2 separate regions of the Homo sapiens genome follow, and region 2 is linked to region 1. Evidence: chromatin loops called from intact Hi-C (ENCODE). Cell type or tissue: Caco-2. All regions are shown on one strand. Links, peaks and the distances in the headings refer to the core of each region. The heading gives the core; the rest is flanking DNA.

Region 1 (8,326 bases), core at 1-8,000:
GAGAAGGAGGTGGTCACTAGTGCCTCAGGCTTCTAAGAGTAGGAGCCAACATGGCCTGAAAAGATATATTTTACCCATTTGTGGGGCTGCTGGGCCCTCAGTGGGAAGGTCCTAAGGAGAGGTGGACGCAGAAGTCAAACTGAGCCAGACTCAGGAGCAAGCAAGTGGGAAGAATGTGACCAAGTAGTGTCTGACCATGTTAGACAAACTTATTAGGGAAAGGACCAGAGCTGGATGATACTTGTCAGTTATTACATGGAAAAGGGAGACTAGTTAGGTATTCTTAGCCTGGAAAAGGAGAGGATAAACTGGGGAAGCGCCTTTCCCCAACAGTTACTGTGTGCCTATCATATGCCAGGCAGAAACTGCTAGGAGCTTATAATGGCAAACAGTCCCTACCCCTTCAGTCCAGTGGGGAAAACGACAGTAAACATGTAAATGAATGAGGAAGCAAAAGTACTGTTGGCCGCGCGCGGTGGCTCACACCTGTAATCTCAGCACTTTGGGAGGCCGAGGTGGGCAAATCATTCGAGGTCAGTTCGAGACCAGCCTGGCCAACATGGTGAAACCCCATCTCTACTAAAAATACAAAAATTATCTGGGTTTGGTGGCAGGTGCCTGTAATCCCAGCTACTCGGGAGGCTGAGGCAGGAGAATCTCTTGAACCTGGGAGGCGGAGGTTGCAGTGAGCTAAGATCATGCCATTGCACTCCAGCCTGGGTGACAGAATGAGACTCTGTCCCCCCAACCCCCAAAAAACAAAAGTACTGTGGATGACAACGCATGCACTAAGAGAGTTAACAGGCAGATGTGGTAGAGAGGACTGAGGGGAGGCCTGAGGAGGTGGTGTTTCTACTGAGACCTGAAAAATGAGATGGAGCTAGCCATGGGAAGAACCAGGAGAAGGGCATTCCAGGCAGGAGATGCAAAGATCCTTAAGCAGAAAGGACTGGCCGTGTTTGAGGAACAGGGAGGGGAGAACGGCTGGCAGGCAGAAGTCAAGAGTACTTGTGAGGCCTTGTAGTGCAATGGGAAGGCCACCAAAGCTTTTAAAGCTGGGGATGAACAGGATAAAATGAACTTTAAAAAGTCACACTGGCTGCCTTGAAGAGACAGGAATTACAGTGAGACAAGACCAGTAGAAGACCTACTTCCACTGGAAGGCTCCTGCATGAGTCCAGGTGACAGGTGACATCACTTGGTCTAGGGTGGTGTCAGGGATCTAGAAAATACTCTAATTCCTCATGGAATGCTATGGAGGATGGAGTTGGGAATGGTGAGGTTTTGCAACCTAGAAGGAGCATGGTACGTGGTGAGGTGGGGGCTGGATATACCAGCGGGGAAGTATGGAGGGTCTAAGGCCTGAGCTGGCCCTGTATTCTGCTATGGGCATCGCTAGGTCTGAGCAGAGCTCTTTCCTCCATCTAGCTCATCATCCATGGTAGCTTTGCCCTGATCCAGCTGCCCCGTTTCCACATCTTCTTCCTGGTCCCAGCAATCATCTATGGGGGCGACAAGCTGGTGAGCCTGAGCCGGAAGAAGGTGGAGATCAGCGTGGTGAAGGCGGAGCTGCTGCCCTCAGGTACCAGCCTGGCAGGAGATCAGCTTGGTGACACTGAGGGAGCTGACCGGGCAGAGGCAGAGTCTAGACCGCACAGTCTCCTGGTCGGGCCCAGTGGAGCTGGCAGGTGCCTTGGGTGGCAGGGACAAAGGAGCTGGTAGGGGCAAGGCGCAGTGGCTCACGCCTGTAATCCCAGCACTTTGGGAGGCCAAGGCAAGTGGATCATGAGGTCAAGAGATCGAGACCATCCTGGCCAACATGGTGAAACCCTGTCTCTACCACAAAAAAAAAATACAAAAATTAGCTGGGTGTGGTGGCATGCACCTGTAGTCCCAGCTACTCAGGAGGCTGAGGCAGGAGAATCGGTTGAACCTGGTAGGCAGAGGTTGCAGTGAGCTGAGATCGTGCCACTGCACTCCAGCCTGGCAACAGAGTGAGACTGTGTCAAAAAAAAAAAAAAAAAAAAAAAAAGGAAGGAGGGAGGGAGGGAGGGAGGAAGGAAGGAAGGAAAGGAAAGGAGGGCTGTTTGCCAGGGGACCTGAGCCTCTCTCATCGCAGAGAGCAGAGAAGCTCAGGCCAGGCTGCCCCTTGCCTGGCTGACCCTCAGCCCCAGTGCTGCCTGGGCCCCCACAGGGTGAGCTTCTGATGGGGGAGGCCTCCTTTGTCATATTCCAGAAGCAGAGCTGAGGCTGTGGGTGGGGAGCTCTCTGGAGGCCACATTGTTGCTGGGTTCAGGGCAGCAGCTTCTCACCCACCATCCCTCCCCAGGAGTGACCCACCTGCGGTTCCAGCGGCCCCAGGGCTTTGAGTACAAGTCAGGGCAGTGGGTGCGGATCGCTTGCCTGGCTCTGGGGACCACCGAGTACCACCCCTTCACACTGACCTCTGCGCCCCATGAGGACACGCTTAGCCTGCACATCCGGGCAGCAGGGCCCTGGACCACTCGCCTCAGGGAGATCTACTCAGCCCCGACGGGTGACAGATGTGCCAGATACCCAAAGGTACCAGACCCTGGCCAGACATGCCACATGCGCCCATATCCCCTTTGAAGGCTTTGGCCCGGCAGCACTAGACTCCCCGCTCTGTGCCTCCCCTCTCTGCATCTAGAGACTGGTTGTTCCAGATAATGCCACAAATCCTCCTCTTCCCCTCACTCCATATACGTATCTACCTTTCCTTTTCTCTCATTTCTGGCTTCCGATCTATGGTGGTGGCCAAGCTTAACTGAAACCCACGCCCCTCCCTACAGCTGTACCTTGATGGACCATTTGGAGAGGGCCACCAGGAGTGGCATAAGTTTGAGGTGTCAGTGTTAGTGGGAGGGGGCATTGGGGTCACCCCTTTTGCCTCCATCCTCAAAGACCTGGTCTTCAAGTCATCCGTCAGCTGCCAAGTGTTCTGTAAGAAGGTGAGTACTGCCCCCACTTCCCACCAACCCATGGCCCCTTCTTCCTTGTCATGGTACCCATCTGTGCCTTTCTCCTCTGCCTTTGTTCTTGGCTTCCCTGAACTGGGCAGGGGCAAGTTGGTTTGAAACCTGGGGTTGGGTGGTGAGTGGGGTGGTATCAGGATATCCCTAGACCCTTTAGGACAGAACTGGTTTGCGGATGCCTCCAGAATCCTGCCTGGTTTACAAAGACTCTTTCCCTCAGTTAGGGGTGCTCCACATAGGATTTGCTTCTGGGAGTTCCTCCAGGCAAGGTTGGAGGGGGTAAAGAAACCCATTCCTTCTTACAAAGGAGCCCAGCACTTGGAGCCTTATTGGGCTGGGAGAGGGAAGGGCATGTTGGGTGGAGCACAAGTGAAACTGGCTCAGCTCTCAAGAGGAACAGGAGGAGTGGTGGCAAGGCAGGGCTGGTGGGCCAGGTTGGCCCCAGGAACACAGCTCAAACCCTCAGGCCCTCACACGGGTCCTTTCACACCAGCCTGGACCTGGTGGCAGGCCCCTGCTCGTTTCTCTGGGCCTGGCAGGTGAGTCAGGGGTGCTGGAATGCAGTGGGCAGAGGCCCAGCCCATGTGCTGTCAGCATTCAGAGGGTGACAGCTCCCCTCCTGTCCTCTGCCCTCTGCTTCTTAACTATACAGCCCCGCTTTCCTCCCTCGGAAGCTGCAGAGGGCTCCCCGCAGGGCAGCTTCCACCCGCTGGTATCTCTTTGAGCCCATTCCCATCTGCTCAGGCAGCTGCTGGGTCTCCCTGAGGCTGCTCTGTGAAATGCCCTTTAGCCACTAGGTGCCTGGCAGCCTGACCAGGGACCACTGGAGGGAGCTGTAGGACAGGCTGAGCATGAAAGCTGCTTCCCACCCCACAGACCATCAGCTCCCAATCACCAAGGGATCTTTCCCATGGCCCTGGGGTCTCTCACTTCCACCTCTCTATGCCCTGGGCCAACTCCATCTCTGGCCTCAGAGCCTGGCCCCGTGGCCCATACACTCCATCTCCCCAGGCTGTCTAGGGAAGGGCACAAGCTAGCTGTGGTCAGAAGAGTTCTATCAGTATGGACACCCCTGGGGTTTAGGGAGACTGAGCTGAGATGGGTCCTGAACTCCAGCCCTGTGTCCCCAGATCTACTTCATCTGGGTGACGCGGACCCAGCGTCAGTTTGAGTGGCTGGCTGACATCATCCGAGAGGTGGAGGAGAATGACCACCAGGACCTGGTGTCTGTGCACATCTACATCACCCAGCTGGCTGAGAAGTTCGACCTCAGGACCACTATGCTGGTATGTCAGGGCCCACCAGGAGGGTATGCGGGCCACTGTCTGAGCTAGGAATTGACCCTAGCTGTGCCTGGCTGAACTTTGTTCCACCCTTCCCTACCATAGTACATCTGTGAGCGGCACTTCCAGAAGGTTCTGAACCGGAGTCTATTCACAGGCCTGCGCTCCATCACCCACTTTGGCCGTCCCCCCTTTGAGCCCTTCTTCAACTCCCTGCAGGAGGTCCACCCCCAGGTCAGTCCAACCCATAACCAGGTTCTCTTCCTCTTTATCATTTGGGGTCTGAGCAAAGCTCCCAAACCTTCCCCATCGAGGAAGAAATCGACTGCTGATGAGAACCCATCCCCTGGGAGATTGGTGGGGTAATGGAATGGAAAGGATAGGTGGGTGTCACCCTTAGGTGCTAAAGGAGGAGGCAGGCAATAGGGACTTGCCATCTCTGAAGCCAAGATGTATTGTCCAGAAGGAAGAGCTCAATCATTGAGCTAGTCCTCGCCAAAAACTCGGGGCTACCCTCACCACTACCCTCACCAATACTGAGTCAGTCCTCACCCTGGACACTGAGGGAACCTTTACCATGAGCACTGGGCTAGTCACTACTCACAAATACTGGTCTAGCCCTCCATGAGACCCTGAGCTGTTCTTCAACTTGAACACTGATTAACCCAACCTCTATTAGAAATGTTGATCTAGCACTTAGCAAAATTCCACTAGACCTATAAACACTGAGCCAGCCCTCACCATGCATAGTACAAAGCAAACCATCAGGAGCACTGCTGGCTTTTTTTTTTTTTTTAATTTAAAGAAAGGGTATTGCTCTGTTGCCCAGGCTGTAATGCAGTGATGCAATACCAGTTTACTGTAACCTCCAACTCCTGGGCACAAGCAATCCTCCTGCCTCAGCCTCCCAAGTAGCTGGGACTACAGGAGTGCACCACTATGCCTGGCTAATTAAAAATAAAAAAATTAGAGTCAGGGATGTTGCTATGTTGCCCAGGCTGGTCTTGAACTAGGGAGCTACCCCTTCCTCTGAACACTGCGTTATCCCTGCCTCTGAGCAAAGAGTTAGCCTCCACTTATTCCTCCTGCAACAGGTCCGGAAGATCGGGGTGTTTAGCTGTGGCCCCCCTGGCATGACCAAGAATGTGGAAAAGGCCTGTCAGCTCATCAACAGGCAGGACCGGACTCACTTCTCCCACCATTATGAGAACTTCTAGGCCCCTGCCCGGGGGTTCTGCCCACTGCCCAGTTGAGCAGAGGTTTGAGCCCACACCTCACCTCTGTTCTTCCTATTTCTGGCTGCCTCAGCCTTCTCTGATTTCCCACCTCCCAACCTTGTTCCAGGTGGCCATAGTCAGTCACCATGTGTGGGCTCAGGGACCCCCAGGACCAGGATGTGTCTCAGCCTGGAGAAATGGTGGGGGGGCAGTGTCTAGGGACTAGAGTGAGAAGTAGGGGAGCTACTGATTTGGGGCAAAGTGAAACCTCTGCTTCCAGACTTCAGAAACAAATCTCAGAAGACAAGCTGACCTGACAAGTACTATGTGTGTGCATGTCTGTATGTGTGTTGGGGCGGTGAGTGTAAGGATGCAGTGGGAGCATGGATGCTGGCATCTTAGAACCCTCCCTACTCCCATACCTCCTCCTCTTCTGGGCTCCCCACTGTCAGACGGGCTGGCAAATGCCTTGCAGGAGGTAGAGGCTGGACCCATGGCAAGCCATTTACAGAAACCCACTCGGCACCCCAGTCTAACACCACAACTAATTTCACCCAAGGTTTTAAGCACGTTCTTTCATCAGACCCTGGCCCAATACCTATGTATGCAATGCTCCTCAGCCCTCTTCTCCCTGCTCCAGTAGTCTCCCTTCCAAATAAATCACTTTTCTGCCTTCAGGGTTTCTTTATTCTGCCCTAGGACCGGAAGGGGCATGGGGAGAGGAAGCCACTAACCCAGCCAGCTCACCAGGCTGGCCCAGACATCTCTCAAGCTGCCCAGTGTCCTGAGTAAAGGAGCTGGCCCAAGGCAAAGTGCCCCAGCTAGCAATCCCTTCCCCGGCCCAGGGGTGCCCTTCCTGACAGAGGGCCTGTCAGCCACTAGTGTGAGGCCTGGTGAGCCTGCTCAGGAGGGGCAGAAACAGAGGGTGTGGAAGCTTCTGGAGGAGGTTGGCTGGGGAAGAGAACGGGGTCGGGGGCAGACTCAGCTGGAGTCTATAGGGAGCCAGAGCCGCCTGGCTTGTTACCAGGACCTCAGTCACTCCCAGCCCTTCTCTGAGCAAAGGGAGAGTTGGGCACCTGTGCCTACATGGCTCTTCCAGGCAGTGAGATGATAGCAGGAGACAAATGAACACATCACCCAACCTCTCTGGGCCTGTTTTCTCATCTGCAAAATGGCTGGATGCTCTCCAAGTCGACTTAAAGACAGGACAACCCTCTGAGGGAATTTCTCTGAGTGCGCCCCTTTTTTTTTTTGAGACAGAGTTTCGCTCTTGTTGCCTACGCTGGAGTGCAATGGCACGATCTTGGCTCACCGCAACCTGTCTCCCGGGTTCAAGCGATTTCTCCTGCCTCAGCCTCCCGAGTAGCTGGGATTACAGGCACGCACCACCACGCCCGGCTAATTTTGTATTTTTAGTAGAGACGGTATTTCTCCATGTTGGTTAGGCTGGTCTCGAACTCCCGACCTGAGGTGATCTGCCCGCCTCGGCCTCCCAAAGTGCTGGGATTACAGGCGTGAGCCACCGCGCCCGGCAAGAGAGTGCCCAATTTTAAGTGATCCTTCCTATTGCTTCCACAAAACGCCTGCATACCACATATCCTCAATTTCGAGAAAATAGCCACTGGTTTAGAAACTCTCAAGTACTGTGATTCACAGCACACTTTGGAGGTTGCACGTTTAGGTTCTGGAAGAGGCCCTCAGACGGCCCTTTGGCTCAGCGGTCCCCCGAAGGTGCCTGTCCAGCATGTCGAGGGGTCCTGACCAGCCTGCCCGCGGGGTGGGGCGGGCCTGGGGCAGCCTGAGAGCCGCTCCGCCTGGCGACCCAGTGGGCCTCCCCGGGCCCGCCCAGAGGCCTGGGCGGGTTCCAGCGGTGGGCGCCGGTCGGGGTGCGGCCTAGGCCGCGGGCCGGTGGTTAGGGGCTCGCAGGCCGGCCACGCCCGAGGGTCTGCCCGGGACAAACCCTTCCGTTAGGGCGCGAGGGAGGCGCTGCAGGCCCTCAGTTCCTCGGCCAAGGAGACAAGCGCGGCCCCCGCGGCCCGTCCCGCCAGCCTTCCCGCCTCCGCCGGCGCGCGGCTTCCGCGTGGCAGGCCGCCCCGCTCCCCGGCCTGGCGCGCTGCCTCTTTGTCTCTCCGCGCCTCCCCTCCTCCCAGACAAATGGCTGTTGGCAGGAAATTGGACGCGCTCGGGGGAAGCCGCGCGCCGCGGGGAGGGGGCGCCGCGCGGCCAGCGGGCCTCGGGTGCCCCCAGCCGGGGCGGGGGCGGCGGGGATGTTTTGACATCTCGTCAAAGAAAGGAACTTGATGCTTCGAAAGTGCTTTTCACAGCCGGGCTGTGTCTGCTCCAGAGCTGATTTATACGCAGAATCTGCGCTCGCTTCTCCGCTCCCTCCCCCGTCAGCCCGGGGACGGCGCCGGAGGCGCGGGCGCGGCTGTGCCCGGCAGGATCGGGTTTATTTATTGCCTCTGGCCCGGAGCCGGGGCGGCCTGGGGACTGCACAGTTCCCTCTGCCCGAGCCCCTCCCCTTCTCTCCCCACCCCCCAAAGCCGGCTGCTTCCCAGGGGCCTGTCTTCCCCAAACCTCTTACCAGACTCTGGGCGGAGCCCTCCGACGGTCTGGGGTGGAAGTCGGGGACGGAGGCAGAGAGGTGGTAAGGCGCCCCAAGGGGCCGAATTCTGCACTACCTCGCACGGACCCAGTGGGGAGAGGGTGGTGGTGGTGGAGGTCACCACCTCTGCCCTAAGGTCGGAAAGGAGCCGGAGCTGCCAGTCTGAAACTCCCTACCATCCCAGTAGCTCTGGAACCCCCTTCCTCCAGGGGCTATCCTTTCTCTCCA
Region 2 (8,326 bases), core at 205-8,204, 100 kb after region 1:
TGTCCTGGTTCACTCGTTTTTGAAAAAGCTCCTGGGCAAAAAATTAACAAGATGTCTGAAGCCCTTTGAAAACTCCCGCCTGAGGCTTTGGACGAAATGGTAAGATAAGAATCTCAATACCTGGCCTCACAGCTTATCCCAGCCCACCTCCTTTTTTCTCTTTTGATAGTTGCTGAGCAGGCTCTCAGACCTGCACATAGGCTTTTCAGAACCAAAGCGCAGAGAAAAATAACAATAGGCCTCTGAGCACAGGACCTCAGTCCAGATTCTTGTAGCCTTGGGTCTCAACATTGCTGGGGGGCAGGAGGAGTTTAGTTTCAGAGAAGAGTTTTAGTCTGATTGTCATCAGAGCCAGTGTCAGAAATGAGAAAAATCATACTCCTCTTCAGTGAAGTAATCAGAACAGAGCCTTGCAGCTACATTAAGCTATCAAATTGATTTGGTGGTCATTGGTGTCTCCCTTAGTTCCCTGATACTTTTTATGCTTTTTTTCTCTCTAGTCTCCTAGACTTCCTGCACCCACTGGTGCCTTTTAAAATTCCTTAGAGTTTAAAGAGAAAACTTACAGTCGTGTATATTCTGAACTGGCGTCTACAGCAGCCACAGCTCTAACAATGGCACATGCATGGCCTTTGATCACAGGCCAGGAGTGAGAGAATAACTTTCAGACTCTCTGTAAGTTATTTGTTTTTCATTCACTGGGTTGATGACATGGTCTTGGCATTCCTTCTTCAGGGTGTTTGCAGGAGTCTCCTTGGTTGGCCTTATACTGTGGTTGGCTTTAGACACAGCCCAAAGGCCAGAGCAGCTGATCCCCTTTGCAGGAATCTGCATGTTCATCCTTATCCTCTTTGCCTGCTCCAAACACCACAGCGCAGTGAGTTTTGGGTATTTGGGTTGGGTATAGCAACACATGGCCAAGGGCCAAGTGCTAATCATAAAGCGTATGCATCAAGTGTTAATTACAAGGGCATAGAACTAGTTCATAACAACCCCTAGAATTTGCCTCTTTGATAATTTTGTTTCTAAGATAAGTTTAAAAAATTCTCAAAGGCCCTAGACCACTTATTTTCAAACTGTAGATTGTGATCCATTAATGAATCTTGATACCAATTTTGCGAATCTAGGCCAGTGTTAAAGAAAGAACAAAAGAAAAAAAATAAGGAAGGAGAGAAAAATAGAATACAGTAGAAAATCAACACGCAGTGCAGATAGTACTGTTAAAATATTGATTTATAAAACTTTTATTTGTATGTATGCATGCATATATGTGTGTATAAGTGTCATCTAACCTCTAGACACATTTTTTAAAAACCTTATGAACATATGTGGCTTTTTGTATATTACTGCCCTGTTTCTCCCTACCATTGCCCCTGCTCCCTATGCCATCAGACCCTAGACTTACTGTTAATATTCTAGGTTGGTTCCACCCAGAGTACATGTTTAAAACTCCAACCAGGTAATGGACTAGCAGAACTCACATTGAAATAATATTCTTATTGATCCTAGGTGTCCTGGAGGACAGTGTTTTCGGGCCTAGGTCTTCAATTTGTCTTTGGGATCTTGGTCATCAGAACTGATCTTGGATATACTGTATTTCAGTGGCTGGGAGAGCAGGTCCAGGTATGAGAAATTAAATGCGAGGGCTTTTCTCTTTTAGAACCCTAGAGAAAGGAGATTTGAGAGGAGCATGAGAAGATTAGGCTGTATCTTGTTAATGATGTGGTGGAAGATCTGGTTGGGAAAGGAGAGAGTGTACTAGGATACAGCTAAGAATATGAATAAAGAGCTCATGGGGACATAGCCTGCCCCTGGGCTGTCAAAGGGAGGCCAACCTCAGTAGCAACAGTAGGTCCTCAGGACGCATGGGGCTGGTCTCGTCTTCCTGTGTGTCCTTTTGGGTTTCATTCTTATTCTCTGTCTTTTTCTTTTTTTCCCTTCAGATTTTCCTGAACTACACTGTGGCCGGCTCCAGTTTTGTCTTTGGGGATACACTGGTCAAGGATGTCTTTGCTTTTCAGGTGATACCTATTTTATGGGCAGGAATGATGGTCTATGGAGGGGTAGAGGAATAAAGCAGAGGATGAAAGTGTGTGTCCAAGAGATCAGCGCCCCTGTATACCAATTTGACCCTAACAAGAGGGTTTAACCCCATCAGTAAAGGAAATGGCATCTATCTTCTTCCCTGTGGTCATTGCCATCATAAAATTAGATGAAATGAGAATTGGGGGAAAAGGGTCAGAAAACAGCTTGTGGTTTAGTACTGGTGGGACAATGGGTTTAATACATTTTAAATGTATCCCTAAACTAGTTTGTGTAGGTACTGAATACCTACACTGTATGAGATACCCTTGGAATGCTAAGAGCTTAACTTAGAAGCCTAAAACACAGAGTATGCAATGTAACATCTCACCACCTGCTACCATTCTCATTACAGGCCTTACCAATCATCATTTTCTTTGGATGTGTGGTGTCCATTCTCTACTACCTGGGCCTTGTGCAATGGGTAGTTCAGAAGGTGAGTCGTTCTCTTACACCAGTCAGGAGACAGGCCTTCATCCTGTCATCAGTCAGCTTTGGAAAAATGCCCATAGCTAAGGTCTAGAGTGTTAGAAACAATGGGAAAAGGCAGGCCCTCTCAAGCATGCCTGATAGCAAACTGTCAGCCGAGGCCCTAGGTAGGCTGAGGGCAGAGCAGAGAGAAGATGAGCTGGACTGCCTTTGATACTGAGTTTTAATGTACTTGTTCTAAAGGCAACGAGTCCTGAGTTCTGGTCAAGGCTCTGTTTCTAAGTTGGTTTTTGGCCCTAGGCTTGCTGCTCTACTTCTCTAGGCCTCAGTTTCCTTATCAGTAAAGTGGAGGAGGAGGAGTTTTGCGAGATGTTCTCCAAGATTCCTGCTAACATTAATGGTTTAGGTTTCTGTATTCTTCTAGGTCGCCTGGTTTTTACAAATCACTATGGGCACCACTGCTACAGAGACCCTGGCTGTGGCAGGAAACATCTTTGTGGGTATGGTAAGCACCTTGAGGACTTTTGGTCTTCTTCCCTCTGAGGAACTGAGAATTTGGCACAAAACAAGAGTATGCTTTCCTTCTGAAAAGTCAAATAAATGAAGACTGTGGGGCAGCCAATCTTGGATGAGAGATAACTCAGCAGCTCAAAGAAGACTCTGCTCATTGCGTTCACCCTTTGCGCCTAATAATACTTCCCTGGTAATACTTAATCTGGAGGGATAGCCTTCACCACTTCTAATGAACACTTCCTACGTAGGAATGTAGGGAATGTCCTCGTCCAATTCATATCCCCTTTCGGAGGCTATGAAGGGTGTTTGATCCTCATTCTGGTTTCTCCCTGTGACTCCCTGCAGTACTTGGTTTCCAGGGTCTCTAAGGAGGAAATCACTTATCTTGCTCATCGCTAACGCCCAGGCTCTTCCCCATAATACTTGCTTGGTACATTCGTCTGTATGGAGTAGGTGCTCCATATGTGCTACTGACTGATCAGCTCAATGTTGGGGACAATGACTTGTCACATTCGCAGGGAGTTAGTACTGAGGTCTTTCTCTCCCAAGGCTCTAGGCTGCTTCTGAAATGTTCTCAGAGTACTTCTGGATACTTTACCATAGCACTCCACATTTTGCTGAAATTATCCATAATCAGCCTAGTTTCCTATGTGAGACTATAAGCTTCTAAGAGTAAGGACTTTGCCTTACCTATATCAATGTCCTTAGCATCTAGTGCAGTGCTAGGCACATAGTTGGTACTTGTTAAATAATAGATACCATTATCTTAGGTCAGTGCTGGATATGGCTTACATAGATGGCCCTTCATAATTTCATAACATTTTCACAAACATTATTTCTTTTGATCCATAAGCAGGGGGTTTGGATCATCTATTTGTATTTCATTTAATGAGTACTGTTTAAGCATCTAATATGTTCTCATTAAGTGCACTGCATTCCGTAAGTTCAGTAAGTGTGTGGCTTTAGACATTGAGAATATACAAACAAAATATACCATTTCTCTTCTATAACATTTTAACATGTCAATAGATGAAACAAGCATGTATAGAAACAGGTGAGAACTATGCCAGCCAGGACATGATTGGGTGCCAGAGGAAGTAAGGCAGAAGCTGGATGGGCCTGACAGCCGGGCTCCGTGCTCACTAAGTGAAGCTGTGGCTCACTTAACAGTGCTCACACTGGATGGATGTGTATCTAGTGGGTCCAGCCCCTGGGGCTGGGGTGGGCACACTGGCATGGGGAGTTACACCTTCTTGGAATCTGACTGTTTTCTCCGTGTTTGTAGACAGAGGCACCTCTGCTCATCCGTCCCTACCTTGGGGACATGACACTCTCTGAAATCCATGCGGTGATGACTGGAGGGTTTGCCACCATTTCTGGCACTGTGCTGGGAGCCTTCATAGCCTTTGGGGTAGGCATAGTCTGCTTGATCACTCCTGGGTGAACTCGAGTTGGGTTTGATAGAAACACTGATGCCTAAGTCTGGCGCCTCACAGGTTGATGCATCATCCCTGATTTCTGCCTCTGTGATGGCCGCCCCTTGTGCTCTCGCCTCATCAAAGCTAGCGTATCCGGAAGTGGAGGAGTCCAAGTTCAAGAGTGAGGAGGGGGTAAAGCTGCCCCGTGGGTGAGTCCAAGGAGGCATATACTTTGGGAGATGGTGAGCTGTAGTTAAGAGTGGCACTGTGGTGGCAGAGACTTCAAGTCTCCCTGAGGGGGAATAATGTGATTCCATATTCCTTCTTGCCTATCTCTGGTGCTTGCTAATCATGCTGGTTTTCTTCATTTAACCCTCCCACCTGGCACTAGCTTCTGCATGCCAGTACCCTCTGTCCTTGCCATCCATGCAATTACATGACAATTATATCTGATATTGCTTCAGAGTAATTTCCACTAATAGGGTCACTGAGGAACCCCTGTCACCTTCTACATTGGCCTTGCACCCTCCTCCTGCACGATAGGGACAGTGGGATTTCTCTTCTCTGAGGGGCTGAGACTGCTGTAGACACCCTACTCTTGCCCTCTGCCCAATAACCACAGGAAGGAGAGGAATGTCCTGGAAGCTGCCAGCAACGGAGCCGTAGATGCCATAGGCCTTGCTACTAATGTAGCAGCCAACCTGATTGCCTTTTTGGCTGTGTTGGCCTTCATCAATGCTGCCCTCTCCTGGCTGGGGGAATTGGTGGACATACAGGGGCTCACTTTCCAGGTAAAGGATTACATTTGTTGGGCTGTCCCTCTGGGATGTGGTTAGGTAGCCCTTCAAACATGCATGTCCAAATCAAAACCACAATGAGATACCATCTCACACCAGTTAGAATGGCAATCATTAAAAAGTCAGGAAACAACAGGTGCTGGAGAGGATGTGGAGAAATAGGAACACTTTTACACTGTTGGTAGGACTGTAAACTAGTTCAACTATTGTGGAAGTCAGTGTGGTGACTCCTCAGGGATCTAGAACTAGAAATACCATTTGACCCAGCCATCCCATTACTGGGTATATACCCAAAGGACTATAAATCATGCTGCTATAAAGACACATGCACACGTATGTTTATTGCGGCACTATTCACATTAGCAAAGACTTGGAACCAATCCAAATGTCCAACAATGATAGACTGGATTAAGAAAATGTGGCATATATACACCATGGAATACTATGCAGCCATAAAAAATGATGAGTTCACGTCCTTTGTAGGGACATGGATGAAATTGGAAATCATCATTCTCAGTAAACTATTGCAAGGACAAAAAACCAAACACCACATGTTCTCACTCATAGGTGGGAATTGAACAATGGGAACACATGGACACAGGAAAGGGAACATCACACTCTGGGGACTGTTGTGGGGTGGGGGGAGGGGGGAGGGATGGCATTAGGAGATATACCTAATGCTAAATGACGAGTTGATGGGTGCAGCACACCAGCATGCCACATGTATACATATGTAACTAACCTGCACATTGTGCACATGTACCCTAAGACTTAAAGTATAATAATAATAAAAAAAAAACAACCATGCATGTCCTTCTGACCCACAGTAAGCCAAGAGAGAGCATGAATAGAAGGGTGGAAGAGATTGGGCCAAGGCTCCAGAGAAGGTCCTTGGCACCTGACCTTTGTTATATTAGTCCTTCCTTTTCCTGTGATATCTCTCTTTCACTCAGGTCATCTGCTCCTATCTCCTAAGGCCCATGGTTTTCATGATGGGTGTAGAGTGGACAGACTGTCCAATGGTGGCTGAGATGGTGGGAATCAAGTTCTTCATAAATGAGTTTGTGGCTTATCAGCAACTGTCTCAATACAAGAACAAACGTCTCTCTGGAATGGAGGAGTGGATTGAGGGAGAGAAACAGTGGATTTCTGTAAGTGACAATCCAAAAAGCATAAACACCGTGAGGTCTCAGCCATGGTTATCTGAGGGTAGACAGAAAGTGCCAAACAGGTTTGTTGCAGACCTGCAGATGCCTTTCTGGGGTCGCAGGCCTAACTACAAAGCCAGCAGAACAGCCTACCTAGCAGCCTCATCTGCAGCGCCTGAGCTATTATGGGTCTGCATGCTATTTTCCCCCTGCCACCCCCACCACTGCCCCAACTGTGACCCAACTTCTCTCTATAATGTAATTGCTGGGTCTTTACAGCTGGGGCAGTCCAGGGCAGACACTATCTTTTGATGGTCTAAGGTCCCCTTCTTCACTTATAAGTTTAAATTGCTCCAAATTAATATTCTTTTTCTTTCCCTTTGCCTCTCTCCTCCTCCTTCGCAATCCTTCTCATTCCCAGGCCTTCTCGTTATTCATAGCCTTCAACAGGAACAGCGTTGGGCAATGAGGCCCATGGTGGTTTCCATGTCATTATCCCTATAGTAACTCAGGGAACAGTTGTTTTCTGAGCATCCTTTCATGTTCCTTGGGAAACCATGGAAAAGACTGGGGGCTGTCAGTACTCTGGAACTTCTATTGTGATTATAAGACCGCACGCATGGGACTGAATTTATTTGCTTATTTATTTTTGTTTTCCCTAGGTGAGAGCTGAAATCATTACAACATTTTCACTCTGTGGATTTGCCAATCTTAGTTCCATAGGAATCACACTTGGAGGCTTGAGTGAGTTCATCCATTTTCCCAGCTCCCCAGTAAGACAGCCAGATCCCAGCTTCTGTAGTGGGCAGTCCTGGTGCTTCAGTACAAGCTGGGATCAGATAGAGAAGCCATTGTGAAATGGGCCCATTTCTTAGGCTGCAGTTAACTTGGACCTAAGGCAGTCATGCCCACCTGGCTAATGCATACAGCCCTTTATAATCTCAACTTCAGTTACTTCTTTTTCCTTTGGATTGGAGGCCCCAAAAACTAATTTTATTTTAATTTTCTCTATGAGGAAGAAAATATAATGATATTATTTCAATTTTGCCATTAAATTGGAATAGTGCATATATAAATAAAGATATTTATTTATTTATTTATTTAATTTTTTTTGAAACAGAGTCTCACTCTGTTGCGCAGGCTGGAGTGCAGTGGTGTGATCTCAGCTCACTTAAACCTCCACCTCCTGGGTTTAAGTGATTCTCATGCCTCAGCCTCCCGAGCTGGGATTACAAGTGTGTGCCACTATGCCCATTATTATTATTATTATTTTTTTTGTATTTTTAGAAGAGACGGGGTTTCACCATGTTGGCCAAGCTGGTCTTGAATTCCTGGCCTCAAGTGATCTGCTGCCTTGGCCTCCCAAAATGTTGGGATAACAGGCGTGAGCCACCACACCTGGTCTTGTATTTTATTCAGTAGTGAAGACACTTTTTGAAATTAGGCTGCTCACTAGTCATCCTCATGGAAACACAAAGAATTAAAACAAATAAAAGCAGCAGGCACATAAGGCAGATAGACAGTAAGAGAGAGTGGTGTAAAGTGTTGGATTTAAATATGCAAGTACCAAATGTTAAAGGAGTGGGTCTTTGAAGCAGACACAGATATATTTAGACTGTTGGAGATACTGCTGCATGGGGGTGATTGTTGGAGGAATAATATGAGGAAAGTGGAATTGTCCTTGAGTGCAGGGGCACAGGGGTGACTAGCAGATCCCAAGTTTGGAAGATCCAAGTTAGAAATGGATCTTAGGCTGGATGTGGTGGCTCATGCCTGTAATCCCAACACTTTGGGCCAAGGCAGGAAGATTGCTTGCTATAGGAGTTTGAGAGCAGCCTGGGGCAACATGGTGAGATTCTGTCTCTACGAAGAATTTGAAAGTTAGCTGGGCATATTTGCACATATGCCTGTAGTCCTATCTACTCGGGAGGCTGAGGTG

Evidence for each region. Peaks named below come from ENCODE experiments on the same cell type or tissue, not always from the same donor. Only the 100,000 strongest peaks of a DNase experiment are listed, where the experiment ranks them.
Region 2: a loop joins it to region 1, with 8 times the contacts of the local background. A loop is called at or near these places in 80 of 110 quality-filtered maps.

What each region holds. Positions count from the first base shown.
Region 1 is chr15:45,159,409-45,167,734 of GRCh38, forward strand. DUOX1 (dual oxidase 1) reads left to right here. Exons shown (of 34, transcript NM_175940.3): 29 at 1,429-1,582; 30 at 2,330-2,562; 31 at 2,811-2,969; 32 at 4,124-4,279; 33 at 4,382-4,510; 34 at 5,371-6,166. The coding sequence ends at 5,493. SHF (Src homology 2 domain containing F) reads right to left here. Exons shown (of 7, transcript NM_001394037.1): 7 at 7,806-8,326. Among named protein-coding and RNA genes, the nearest start is that of SHF, 24 kb to the right of the region's middle. RefSeq lists a silencer at 7,224-8,023 and enhancers at 8,224-8,313, 8,305-8,326. In Caco-2, for the core only: a CTCF peak has its summit at 3,823 (motif pointing right); DNase peaks (open chromatin) are centred at 3,813 and 7,608; H3K4me3 peaks cover 978 bases.
Region 2 is chr15:45,263,146-45,271,471 of GRCh38, forward strand. SLC28A2 (solute carrier family 28 member 2) reads left to right here. Exons shown (of 18, transcript NM_004212.4): 5 at 1-99; 6 at 736-877; 7 at 1,510-1,623; 8 at 1,944-2,021; 9 at 2,438-2,518; 10 at 2,936-3,016; 11 at 4,310-4,435; 12 at 4,521-4,651; 13 at 5,065-5,233; 14 at 6,193-6,390; 15 at 7,050-7,131. The region is part of intron 1 of SLC28A2-AS1 (SLC28A2 antisense RNA 1); the gene reads right to left. Among named protein-coding and RNA genes, the nearest start is that of SLC28A2-AS1, 12 kb to the right of the region's middle. In Caco-2, for the core only: no CTCF peak of the experiment used is centred there; a DNase peak (open chromatin) is centred at 5,176.